2 separate regions of the Homo sapiens genome follow, and region 2 is linked to region 1. Evidence: chromatin loops called from intact Hi-C (ENCODE). Cell type or tissue: natural killer cell. All regions are shown on one strand. Links, peaks and the distances in the headings refer to the core of each region. The heading gives the core; the rest is flanking DNA. Region 1 holds the start of LOC105372349 (a long non-coding RNA gene). Region 2 overlaps LINC02987 (long intergenic non-protein coding RNA 2987).

Region 1 (6,446 bases), core at 2,527-5,026:
ACAAAGGTAGCTTAGGAATTCCAGATAAATGAAATGAATGAGGACTTGCAAGAAGTGCATAGGATCACAAAACTAAATAAAACCTTCCACTAGGAACTGGAAAACATCATTTATTTATATATATGGATACAAGCAAAGCCACAGGAGAATAAACAGCAAAGAAATGAAAACTAGAAGCCAAAACAAATAAGCAGGAAACCAGGTGTAAATTTTTATACTCAGTTTACCCTGGAGGCTGCAGTGTTATCCCGGGCCCTAAAAAACCCACATAATGAATATTTTATTCCCCATACACAATTCAATATCCTTAAGTTTACCAATATCACATTCTGTGCAATCAAGAAATCCACTTAAGGCACATGACCAATAAGTACTCTAGCACTATCCATGCAAAACAGTAAACAGTGTGAAACAACGCAAACATGTATGTGAAATTTGGCTCCACACTAAATTTAGTTTCATGCTTAACTATATTATAAAAAAGAATTATCAAACTGCCAATGCATTTTTACAATACTTCTTATTTTACTTTAATTAATACTAAGGGCTTTAACTATGAAAGTGTTAATTAGCCAAATGTCTCCAAGGTTTCCAGGTTTGAAAGAACATTTTATTATTTAACTTTTTCCACACTTTTCTCCCCTACTTAATGAGTCCTTACTACATTGTTTCATAAATAACTTTTTCAAATCTGTAATTTGAACTAACTTTTAGATAACTTCTGGATTAGACAAAATTATTATTCTTTTTTTTCTAATAAAATAACCCTTTCCGGCACATTTTGTGTACAGAATTACATGTTAACTAGAATTTTATCCTTAGTAACCTAAAACTTTAGTGAAACTCCAAAAAGCAAGAAATCCTGAACCATCAGATATGGGCATTTATAGATAAGAACTATCAGATATGGGCATTTTCAGATAAGAAAAATAGATGGAATTATGAATTCCATAATTTTTGAAACATATTTCCTCATATTACAACACTTTCTCAATTGGAAATGGCCCAGATATCAAATGGGTGTTAAAAATAGCTCTAAGATTTTAATTTACACAAAAAGTTTACCTAAAACATTTATCCCACTCACTGTACTTAATTTTGACTTTTAACAAAGGAGACATGTAACATCAAATAACATATGTAAAACAAACATTGATTTGGTCCCAGAAGGCGGGACAACTCGAGGCGAGGAGGCTGGGGGCTTTCCAATCACAGGTGGGAGACAGAGGGTTGCATTCTTTTGAGTTTCTTATTAGCCTTTCCAAAGGAAGCAATTAGTTATGTATTTATCTCAGTGAGACTTTGAATAGAATGGGAGGCAGATTTGCCCTAAGCAGCTTCCAGCTTGAATTAACACTGACATTTTAAAATATCTAGCACAGAAAAACATAAAATTCAGCCAAAATGTATGTTGACAATTCTGAAAACATTTCTATTTTTATTCCACCAATAATTTTAAAGCTAGCTCGTTTAGTAAAGTTATACTTTAAGTCACATGAACTTGAAAATTGCTTAGACTTACTCAGTTTTCATGAGCGCTCTTTCACTTATAAGCCAATTTTGTAGACACAATATACAACAATAAGTGTACATTTGTTGTATAAACACATCTAGACATGTATACACACACATAAACAAAGATCCAACAGCTCGGAACCTTAGCCATGAGATAGCAGTACAAGCTTGCCGGTTTTACTTTGCCCCAATAGATAATCCAAGGAAGGCTGTGAACCAAAATTTTGGATAAAGCAGTCTCCTTGGCAGTTTGAATTTTAAAGGCTAAACCTCCCCAGACTCCAAGGAGCACTGGGGCCAAACAGTACCAAAGCAAGGCATCACACGTTAACCAGGCCCCTGCTTAGAACGGCAGCACAAAAGCCTGTGATAAGTCTCCAATGAATGGAGGTACACCAGGGTCCTTAATCTTGCACCAAATTGGATAAAACGACATGGACGCACGTGGAGTGGTTTTAAGGAGTGGAGTGTTTAATAGGCAAGAAAGAAGGAAGAAAACAGCCTCCCTGTACAGAGACAGAGGGAGAGGGGATTCGAACAAAGAGAAAACCCGTGTGGTGGGAAAAGTGGCTGCTTATATGAGGAGGCTGGAGGAGGTGGTGCCTGATTTGCATAGGGCTCAGGGGATTGGTTTGACCAGGCATATCACTCACGTGGCCCGCAAAAACCTGGCCCTCCCACCCTAACCTTTTAATATGCGAATACAGGGCGCCATGGTGTCCTACACACCTGTGGATATGTGGGGGTGGCCATGTTTCCAGGCCCAAGTCGGGGCAATGGCAAGAAGACAGCGGGAATCACCATGTTTGGGTGGACCCAGTTTCTAATGGCCGGGATTTGGATATCAAAGCTTGTCGGCGGGATCTAAGAGCCGGGCCTTTCCTGCTAGACAAGAAAGGTTTCTGGAGCTGCTTTAAAAGAAAAACTTCCCAAGGACCCCTTTTCCTCTCTATCTGCCTAAAATAACTTCTTAATAACTCCTATAAGACCTGTATTTATGCAATACCATCCCACTTTTCCATTAGACAGTAAACTTCAGATTCTAGACACTTTTCGGTCCAAGCAGCATTTCAACTCCGAGAGGAAATTCTAAGGAGGACTTAATACTAGACCTCTGAACCTCTGCCAAGGGCATCCCCTTTGGAGAGTTTGAGGTCCGTAGAACCCAAAGAACGTCCTCCTGCGGGGTCCAATCTTAAGAGTTCCAGACGTCTCTGGCCTTAGGAGGGGGCGCCACATGCAGGTTTTCCTCTCCAGAGCATACTGTGAGCTTTATAAAAAATAATCATGATCTGTAATAAGAACTGGATGCTGGGTGGGCCGTTTTGTTCCTTAGCCAGTTGAGTACGATTAGGGAAGAATTTAGCATAAGAAAAGAAGGAGTTTAAGTCACCTGAAACGTGTGTGAATTTGCCCTGGACGAGCTGCCGCTGCCAACTGCGTCACATGCAGTTGTGAAAGGATAACTGGAAAGGATAGTAAAGTGTCTTTCCCCCTTCCAGGCAGGGCAGCCATCCCTGTTCACTCCCTGGACTTCAGAGATCACTGGAGAGCGGCCCTGGCCAGTTCCTCTCAATTACCAAGGAGCCACTAGGAAACAGCTGCTGAAAGACTGAAAAAGGAGGAAAGGAAAATAACTCAGAAAAAGGGAAAAAGGAACAGGACTCAGAAAAATGAAAACAAGAAAAGGACTCAGGTCCCTCACCCGAACTGGGCGGCGGCAGTAAGGCGCTTCCATGTGGAAACCTTTCAGTTTCACCAGAGTGGCGCTGGCCAGAAAGTTGCAGTTGTCTCCATGCTTAGGCACTGTCCACAGAGGGTCCCGAGTTGAAAAGGAAAAGAGAGAAAGATTTAAAAGGGGAAAGGAGAAAAATAAATCCCAAACTTTGGGCCTACCTTTCCTCCTGGCTGGCTTGCCAAGATACGTCACCGGTAGAGGGTCATAACTGCAAGCTGTCCAGGTTCTTGGTGTTTTGAACGAAGAACTGGACAAAATGCCCAGCAAAGTAAAGAAAGAATGAAGCAACAAAAGAACGAAAGCAGGGATTTATTGAAAATGAAAGTACACTCCACAGTGTGGGAGTGGACTGAGCCGCAGTGGCTCAAGAGCCCAGATACAGAATCTTCTTGGGTCTAGATACCCCCTAGAAGTTTCCCATTGGCCACTTCTTGCTCATCTCAGGTAAGTGAAGTGGTAGCCCACAATCAATCTGATTGGTTGCAGAAAGCAGCCAACCAGAGGCTGAAGAGAAGTTACAAAGGTCACCCTCCTGTGCAAACATCTGATTGGTTCCTAAAGGAGCAGTCACAGGCTAGGATGAAGCTACAAAGTTATACTTCTATGCAAATGAAGACTCGGCCTGCAATCAGTCTGATGGGTTGTGGACAGTAACCTTTCAGAGGCTGGAGAGAAGTTGCAAAGTTGCAAACGAAGACTTGACCGGTAATCAGTCTGATTTGTTGCAGAACAGCCAATTTCCCATTTGCCCTGGAGAAAAGGTCAAAGGGAGTAGCCTGTGGTCCTTTTGTTACTTAGGCATGGAAGGTTAAGGTTTTCCTTTCAACTTAGTTCTAAGAAGTCAGCCTGAAGCAGCCTTAGGTTCCCTGCCTCCAGACCTTATTCTCTGCCACAGAGCCAGGGCTGGAAATCTTGCAGTCTTTTTCTGTGTTTATCATCCAAGGATGAGAAGAGAGAACACAATGGAATCTACCGATAGCAAATCAAATGTCACTGTGTCTGTGCTGATGGCAGGCTGTTTCTCATTTGCCCAAATTATCAACCCCATCGTGCTATGCTCATGTTAGATTGTTTGGGAAAACAGACGACATATGTTAGAATGCTAAATAAGCTGAAACTGTGCCAGGATGGAGACAGAAGGTGTTTATTTTTAAGTGGAGCGTGGCACTCCAGAGTGACTTACTGTGGCAGGAAGGAGGACACTGAGGGGAAGGCAGCATGGCTGCAGCAAGAGGCTGAGAGTTAAAGCAAATGACTGTTCCCAAACAGAAATGAGTGGCATCTGACCCCTCAGTTAGCTGGAGGGAGACTCAATAGATTTGGTTAGACAAGGCTTAGCTTCCAGGTGGTTTTAGCTTTTCTCTTGAGCCTCTGATTCCCACCTGAGTGCACATGGTCAACAAACTTTTATTGTAGCACCAGGAATACGGCAACCAAGAGCTGGCGCATTGCTCTGCACTGACGCCCTTCTTTGACTTCCTGGGGCTTTCTAGGGTTTTTTTTTTTTTTTTTTTGAGACGGAGTTTCGCTCTTGTTGCCCAGGCTGGAGTGCAATGGCGCAATCTCAGCTCACCGCAACCTCCGCCTCCCTGGTTCAAGCGATTCTTCTACCTCAGCCTCCGAAGTAGCTGAGATTACAGGCGTGTGCCACCACGCCCAGCTAATTTTGTATTTTTAGTAGAGACGGGGTTTCTCCATGCTGGCCAGGCTGGTCTCGAATTCCCGATCTCAGGTGATCCTCCCGCCTCAGCCTCACAAAGTGCTGGGATTACAGGTGTGAGCCACCATGCCCAGCCGCAGGATTTGGTGTTTATCTTAACACAGTTGATAGGCCCTGTGGGTCCTCACTGTGCTCATCCTCCAACCTTGCTTGGTGCTGCCTGACCCCTTACTCACCAGGCTGCTGCCAAGTGCCTTTCCTGTCTCTCTTTCTTTGCTGATATTTACTCCTTCTCAGAAAGTAACTCCGTGGCTCTCAGCCCCTGCTGAGTGTTAGAATCATCTGAGGAGCTTAAAAAAAACAATACCCAAGCTCCCCCGTAGTCAGTAAAATCAGACCCTGTAGGGATGTGTAACTGCACCAGACCGGTCTGGCTCAGCTTCCACGTAACAAGGTTGTGAGTTGTTGTTCAGTTGCCATGGACCTGCAGGTCGAAGGTCACATTGCTGGAGCATGCCCAGATGAGCCAAGTGCGCGACGATGGGCAGCCCCAAGTGCTCGAACTGAGGAGTGAGACCAAATTTAAAAGTGGATGCCACATGGCAGGATCCAGGATTCAAGCACATCAAACCCTGGCATTGTCCTGCGGCAGGATCAGTGAGATTATGCCTCCCAGCATCACCTCATTGCAAGATCCAAGCAGATCACACCTTATTACCCTGTGCTTATAAAACCCCACTCAGCCCCCAGCTCAGGGAGACAGATTTGAGGGTTTCCTCCTGTCTCGTTGCCAGTTGACCGGCAATAATTTTTTTTTGTTTTTCTGCAAAAATCCAGTGTGTCAATTTTTTGGCTTTCCATTGCACACAGGCAAAGTGACTCCATTTGGTTAGATAACAATGGGATGAGCACAGATGACGCTGAGGCACCCTCAGGACATTACAGTACAGGTTGTTCAAAACTCCTTAAGTGACCTCTTGGATCTGCCAGAAAACGTGGACTGTAGAGAGGGCAGGATTCCTCAGGAGGCACTCACCCCTCCACACTGTGGGCTCACTCCACTAAGTGCCTTCCCAGACTGACTGCCCTGTCTCTGCCCTAAATCTGGGAAGATCACAATGCAATGTTCTCTCTGTTTAGCATTCAGAGAAGAGAAAAGTGTGTGGATCAGACATCGCAGGAGGCAGGCCTCCATGCAAGAAAAAGGTCTGATGTCTTGTTTGGTGCATTGAGAAGGCAGGAGAAGCAGATGTAGGTACCAAAGCATTAACGTTTTTCAGGAAAGTATGGCAGAGCAGGTGGCAATGTTGGGAACACTGACCTGTTTGGAAATGCCACAGTGGATGGAACATGCACTCTAATTTTACTTCCTCAAAAGTTCATTCCGTTTTTATGGAAACCCCACTTCTCATTAAAATTACCAGTTTATAATTACAATCTTCTGTCAAGCACATCCAAGAAATGACCTTTCTTCATTTGAAATACTATAAAAATTAAGCTTTCCTAGGCTGTGGGCTGAACTCCTGGGACAGG
Region 2 (6,446 bases), core at 2,274-4,773, 460 kb after region 1:
TGAATACAGAACAAAGAATGATTTGATTTTTGGTTAAAATTGGCTTTGGCATTTTTTTTTAAATCAAGAAATAGAGTATTTAGAAATGTAAAAAAACTAGGTCAAAAATGAACCTTGAATTGTGATAAAATTGGGATTTAGTGTTGTTGGATTTTAATAACATGTGGGCATATTGGTTACATAAAGAGGAAATGTGAAGGAAAGGGCCGGGATAAGATTTCTCCAGAAACACTGAGCTCTAAGCAGTCACCTTAGGGTGAACCACATGAAATTGCCATTAGACAACCATTTTTGACTTATAAGAATGGCAATTTCACTTGGTTCAAATGTATATTTCAAATCTTTGTCTTTTCCTTGTAATGATGTAAAAGTTCAGTTCACAATATACTGGAGTTAAAATTTCACTGGTGGCTGTATTACAACAGTTGAAATATTTCCTAGATATCAAACTATAAGAAAACTGCCATAGTTGCCACTGTACTAGCAGCTTGGTTTCCATGCTCAGCACGGATGATAAGCCACACATGCAGACTCTTTTAGATAGTTCACAGTTCCAGCTACTTTGGCTGAGGTTCACACTGCCAGGTTCTGGGGCCCTGCCACCTCACATTCTCACATAACATTTGTCAGAAAACCTACCCACTTTCAGTGACATTTATATTCTTATCCTAAGTTGACCCAATTTCCCAATTATCAAAATGACTGTGTTGCCTTCTAGAATTCAAGCCAAAGGGGAGAGCAATGTTACTGATTTTTATTCTACTGACTTACTCCTGAAGTCACAAATTCATGTCCAGTTCTTCTCTCCCAAACTGTTTTTTGAACCTTTGACCACTCATATATGTCAGGATTTCTGCTTATTGTCATATTATATGCTGCAAACTTTCTTATAAACAGTAATTTATAAATATTTTCTTTTAAGTTAAATGAGATCATTGATTTTAGTCAGCACTTTATCAAGATAAGGTGATAAGTTATTTAAAATTTTACCTTAGGTACTAAAGAATTAAAGATTTAGTGAGAATCACTGAAGCTGAGTGGCTAGACTCTTAGTTCTAAAAAACAACCTAACTGATTTGATATATTTTTAACTAAAATGTAAGCTTGAAAACAGTGTGCGAAAGTCAAATTATGTGGTTTGTCACCCTCTGTACAGCAACACTAATTCTACTTTTTGTACTTCCAATTTTTTTTCTGTGTAATTGAATACTTCAAACACCTCTTGTTCTAATTCTGTACTATTTCTGGAAATCCTTTCTCTTTTGTATATTTACATAATTTTATATCCTAATAAGCATATTATGCTTTTTTCTCACAGGCACAATAACCATTTATTCAAAGATGCCATCTAATGCACTATGCCACTAAGTACTGTGGCTGGACAGTGATTTTAAGTGTAACAAATTATCTTCACTTTGAAAAGAGCTTAAGAGAGAGAAAACAAATATTACATCTTAAACAGAGGCATGAATCAAACCAACTTATGAACGGTGAAAGCAACTTATCAAAATGTCTTCGGACATATCAAGACTGACTTAAACCATGTAAGTTAGGCAGATATGTAACATAATGTAATTACAAGTGTTATGAACACATTGGTCACATTTTAATTAAAACAGTTTATCAGGTTTTATTTTAATGTAAACATGAGAAATAAAAACCACATAAATTATAGATAGCATTTATCATTTGAAAATAAAACTGCAATAAATACTTAAATCTCCAAGCTCTAAACTCCATAAACAATAATTTTTGAGGAAGTAAGATTTCTAAGGTTTATGGAAGTTCTTTTTTGTAAACAGCAGGACATGAAATATAATACCTGTAGCCAGGCTAACAGGTGGGATAATAAAATGTTTAATCACCTGCTACTATTAGGGTCCAATTCCTTCTAATCTGTTACATGTAAATTAACACTGATCATATTCTTCCTTTACCACATGTAGGGAAAATAATTTTAGGTGATCAACGTAGATAACAGCCCTGCTAAGAACTACTTTAAAAGAGAAGAGGGCACTTTATAAAAATACAAGAATTCCAAAAGTCTTAGTGTAATTTTAAGCTTTGATACTTGTACAAGTATCAGTGCTACAAACATTTACAAAACATCATTGGAAAGTTTATTATATTGCTTATACATGTATTTAGTTTTGCAATTCTTTAAAGGCATAGGGTCTCACTATGTTGCCAAGGCTGTAGTGCAATGGCTATTTACAGGCACAATCATAGAGCACTGCTGCCTCCAATGCTAGGCCTCAAGTGATTCTCCCACTTAAGACTCATGAGTAGCTGGAACTACAGGCATGCCCAGCTCCTAAATATTAAGCTTTTAATTTTTTGTTTCAGCGTTTCTTGGAGACAGCAGATATTGACTGAAACAAAAAGTTAAAAGCTTAATATTCAGTTTTTGCAAAATAAAACCAGAGGTGGTGGTACTACACCTATAGTCCTAGCTACTTGGTAGGCTGACATGGGAGGATTGCTTGAGGCCAGAATTTCCAGGCTGTGGAGTCATGATTGTGCCTCTGAATAGCCATTACACTCTAGCCTGGGCAACATAGTAAGACCCCATCTTTTATAAAAAAGAAAAAATAAATACTATGAAACTTTTGAACGGTATTTTATAAAGGTTTATAGCATATATACATAAGCTGCCGTGCACTGGAGGGTCTAAGCACACTACATTAAAACTAGAATCTGCCCTGAAACTTTCAGATCACATCACTTATTATTATTTTTATATCACCACTGGATCATCATGTGGTTTGGCATTATGAAAATATCTCTCAATACATTTATTTAACAAATAAGAAAATTTATCAGCAAATAAAAAATAAGTAAATAAATAAATAAAATTCACACACACACACAAAAGGATCATTATAGTTTATAAGAAACATACCATGGACCCTAATACAAGTAGGTAACCAATAACTAATAGTTTTTCTTTTGTGACCCCAAACATGCTAAAATGCTAGCAAGTAATGCTTACAAAAGATATGAATGGCAAATGAACTCCATCAGCTTTTGTTTAAAATGATTGCCAGTGACGAGCAGCTCCGATGGTAAAAGTAGGCAGGTAGAACCCTTCAACACCTGAAAATGAGCGGTCTGCTTCTAGTGGCTTCATGAGTTATTACAGTCCCATGTTTTAATAGTAATACTGCATTTATTTTAAATGTGTCTGCAGCAATATTGGGGGAAAAGAAAAATAGAAAAGAAACAGAAAATTATGTCTGAAATCTAAAAATTTAAACTATTGTTTTAAAACCCTTACATAGTTCACAGCTATTAGTCCACACACAGAAAAAGATATCTATGTATGGGCAAGAAGTCTTCACTTTGGAGTAGTTTTTATACCTGTTTACGTTTAAAAAGACAGAAGAGTGTACGAGAGTTGTTGCACTGCAACGATCCCATTTTTTTCCTGTGGAGTGCAATCCTAGTTGCCCACAAGCCTCTCAACTTTGAGATTTTTCTTCTTTTGAAAATACTAACTTTTCTAGTTGTTGAGCATGAGAGGTAATATTTTCCGAACTTTTTTGATGAGGGGTTCACATGATATAGCCCCTCATTTCTTCCTTCAAGAGTTAATGGCTTTAGAGCGCTGAAGATTAATGAAATTATCAGCGCTGAAGGACCTTCACTATAAAAGATTTTGGCGTCTTCCATCCTTGAAATAGCCTAAGAAAGTAAATGAAACAGAAAAGAGGTACAATTTTAAAAAGGGCTCCAGCCTTTTAACAAGCACCATTGATGATAAGCCAGACATGCAGACGCTCCTTTAGATAGTTCACAGTTACAGCTCCTTTGGCTGAGGTTCGCACTGCCAGGTTCCGGGGATGCTACTCCCTGCCACCTCACTAAGGTAATCTCCTTTAAGGGCTATGATTAGATTGCTGGAGCAAAGGAAAATTTATAGTTTATTAATCTATTCAGAGTCTACCCCATCTGCAGTAGTTATTATATCCTCAAAGCAAATTTGAATGAAGCAGATGTGTGCAGGAGTGCACTGGAACATCAAAGAGGTCGAACGACTAAAGCAGCAAAAGGCAGAACCTGGCACATTAATTATGGTAGAAGGTATGTTATTCTAAAGTACTTCTAAGGTACCACAGAAAGTACTAATTATAAATATGCATCCATTTCAGTTGCAACTTTGCTCACAACTGAAACCAGAAGTCACAAACCATAAATATTGCTTTGCCCCCCAAAAGTTACCATTTCCAGTAAAACACATGTACTTCTTGCATCACTACCTGAGACGCTCATACCTTATACAGACTAAGTGTAGGTCTCTTGGCTTAAGCACTAATGCTTTGCCTAACAAATTTATGGAACTGGCTGCACTGTAATATATACAATAAAAAATGACATAAATTTGCAAACTAAGTAATAAAAAACAGGCAAAAGTGGTAAGTGCATTACATATGCAGATATCATTTAAAATAGAATTGCAAGAAATTATTCATGTATGCTTACTTGAAAGGGCAAAGATTCAAAAAGAATACCACTAAGACTGAATTAAATTTGGTTAAAAATATTCTGAATTATGGTCACAGAAGAGATCTATAATATTTAAATAATGTGGATTCTTGTATAAACCATAAATGATACAGGAAATAAGCTCTTCAGTATGTAAGTTAATTTTGGAGCTTTTCATTTTTCTCATCACTACTTAATCTAATCTAGTCACAGATGTTGGCTTTGGTGGTTGACAGAAAACCCCCCTTAGTGACTTTATCGCCTTACTTCCAGGTTCTGTGCCCTTTCTTTGTTGAGAAGATAAACTGGAAAATGCAAGCTATTGTCCTTTGCCAAGGATCGAAGATCAAAATAGTACTTGGCATAAACACTTCCAGAAACTTCGACGTTATAGTCAATTAGCTGCAAAAACTGTCTTTCAAGCTCATTCCTGTGGGAGGAGAAACACAAGAAAACCAACATGGGACAATGTTAGTCCACTGGGCTATCTTCAAAAACATTATTCTGATGTAAGAAATGTGATAAAGCAATTATAAGTTCTAGTTCTTTAAGAACACATGAAAAAGCACACACTAGAGAGAAACCCTATTATGTAATAAATATGGGAAAGCCTGGAATTTTCTCAGTTCTCTTTGAAAACTTAGAAAAACTCATACTGGGGGAAAAGCATAAATGTAAAACATGTGATAATAAACTTGATTTTCCCACTTGCTTTTAAAGACATTTTAGGATTTAAAATGGAGAAAAACCACAAAATTTTAAGAAACATGGTAAAGCCTTCGGTTTTTGTCATTTCTCTTTGAAAACATAAAAGGGTTCAATGAAGAAAAGCCTTATAAATACAAACATATGGTAGTGTTTTACTCGTTCCAGTTCCACCTGAAGACAAGAAAAAACTCATTTCTGAGGTAAAACCTATGAATGTACAGAATGTCAGAATGCCTTTAGTTGATATTCACTCAAAGACCCATGATATTACATGCTGTAGAGATGGACCTTATAAATATAAAAAAAGCACCCTGAATTGGAACCTCAGTAGTTTACAAAATACAAGAAAGTTTTCAATTTTAACATATTTTTCAAAAGTTGTGTGAAAACTCCCACTAGAAAATAATTCTATAAATGTTGCTAAAATGAAAAGTCTGATGCCAACTGATTATTTTATAATCCTCAAAAATGCACATAAATTTTATATGACTTTTAAATATTTTGTGTTTCTCAGTGGTTCCTTGTTACAGAATGTCTCTTCACTTTATATTTTCACTTCTTTTGCAAGAAAACATTAGGGTGAGAATTTTGTAGATACCCTTCAAACAATACTACATAAGTTTAGTTCATGTACTAAACATGTAGTGGTTTTTTTCTGTTGTCATTTAATAAAATTTATTTCTATTCATTTAAAAATATAATTCTGAGCTACTAGGATGTCTCTAAATTCTGTTTTGAAACAAATAAAGGCTACCCAGTTGGATTCCTATGCTAATGTCCAAACAAGGCACAGTTGCTTGCAGTCCCTTCTGCATCCAGCACCCTGACTCTGGGATGGGGAGAAAGGTGACCACCTCTCATGCATATGTGCTGCTGACTCGGGGCTCATTCTTGAGAGTTCCCTTAGTGCAGGTGCACAGCTCAGACTCCATGCTCACTCACAAGGCCCCACAACAGTGATCAGATGACAGGAATGATGAATGCCATTTATTAGCTCTGAAGAACTTGCAGACTTTTTCACAAGGATAACAAAAAGAGGCTTACTGAAGTCAAAAAACACCAACAAAAGCCATGGGTACAACACCATGGCAACAAATGGATCCATGGAGAGCCACCCTGTTATTTCTGAGGAGGAAAAACTCCAAAACAACAAGGATTGGTCTCAAATACATACATAAGCTACATTTGATGGGAAAGGGAATCCCTCCCCTCTGCCTCAGTGCATGAGGCTATGTCAAAGGGCATAACGCCAG

What was found. Hi-C counts contacts between places; a loop is a spot of excess contacts. Peaks named below come from ENCODE experiments on the same cell type or tissue, not always from the same donor. Only the 100,000 strongest peaks of a DNase experiment are listed, where the experiment ranks them.
Region 2: it touches region 1 in a loop (4-fold over the local background); 2 of 110 quality-filtered maps call a loop at or near these places.

The regions. Positions count from the first base shown.
Region 1 is chr19:28,442,463-28,448,908 of GRCh38, reverse strand. It overlaps LOC105372349 (a long non-coding RNA gene), which reads right to left and starts at 3,625. Exons shown (of 3, transcript XR_935886.3): 1 at 3,412-3,625; 2 at 3,221-3,321; 3 at 1-3,127. It also overlaps the pseudogene LOC100420587. RefSeq lists an enhancer at 2,412-3,119. In natural killer cell, for the core only: no CTCF peak of the experiment used is centred there; no DNase peak of the experiment used is centred there.
Region 2 is chr19:27,981,880-27,988,325 of GRCh38, reverse strand. The region is part of intron 3 of LINC02987 (long intergenic non-protein coding RNA 2987); the gene reads right to left. It overlaps LOC105372346 (a long non-coding RNA gene), which reads left to right. Exons shown (of 3, transcript XR_007067373.1): 2 at 1,319-1,544; 3 at 4,759-5,102. It also overlaps the pseudogene LOC100419833. Among named protein-coding and RNA genes, the nearest start is that of LINC00662, 190 kb to the right of the region's middle. In natural killer cell, for the core only: no CTCF peak of the experiment used is centred there; no DNase peak of the experiment used is centred there.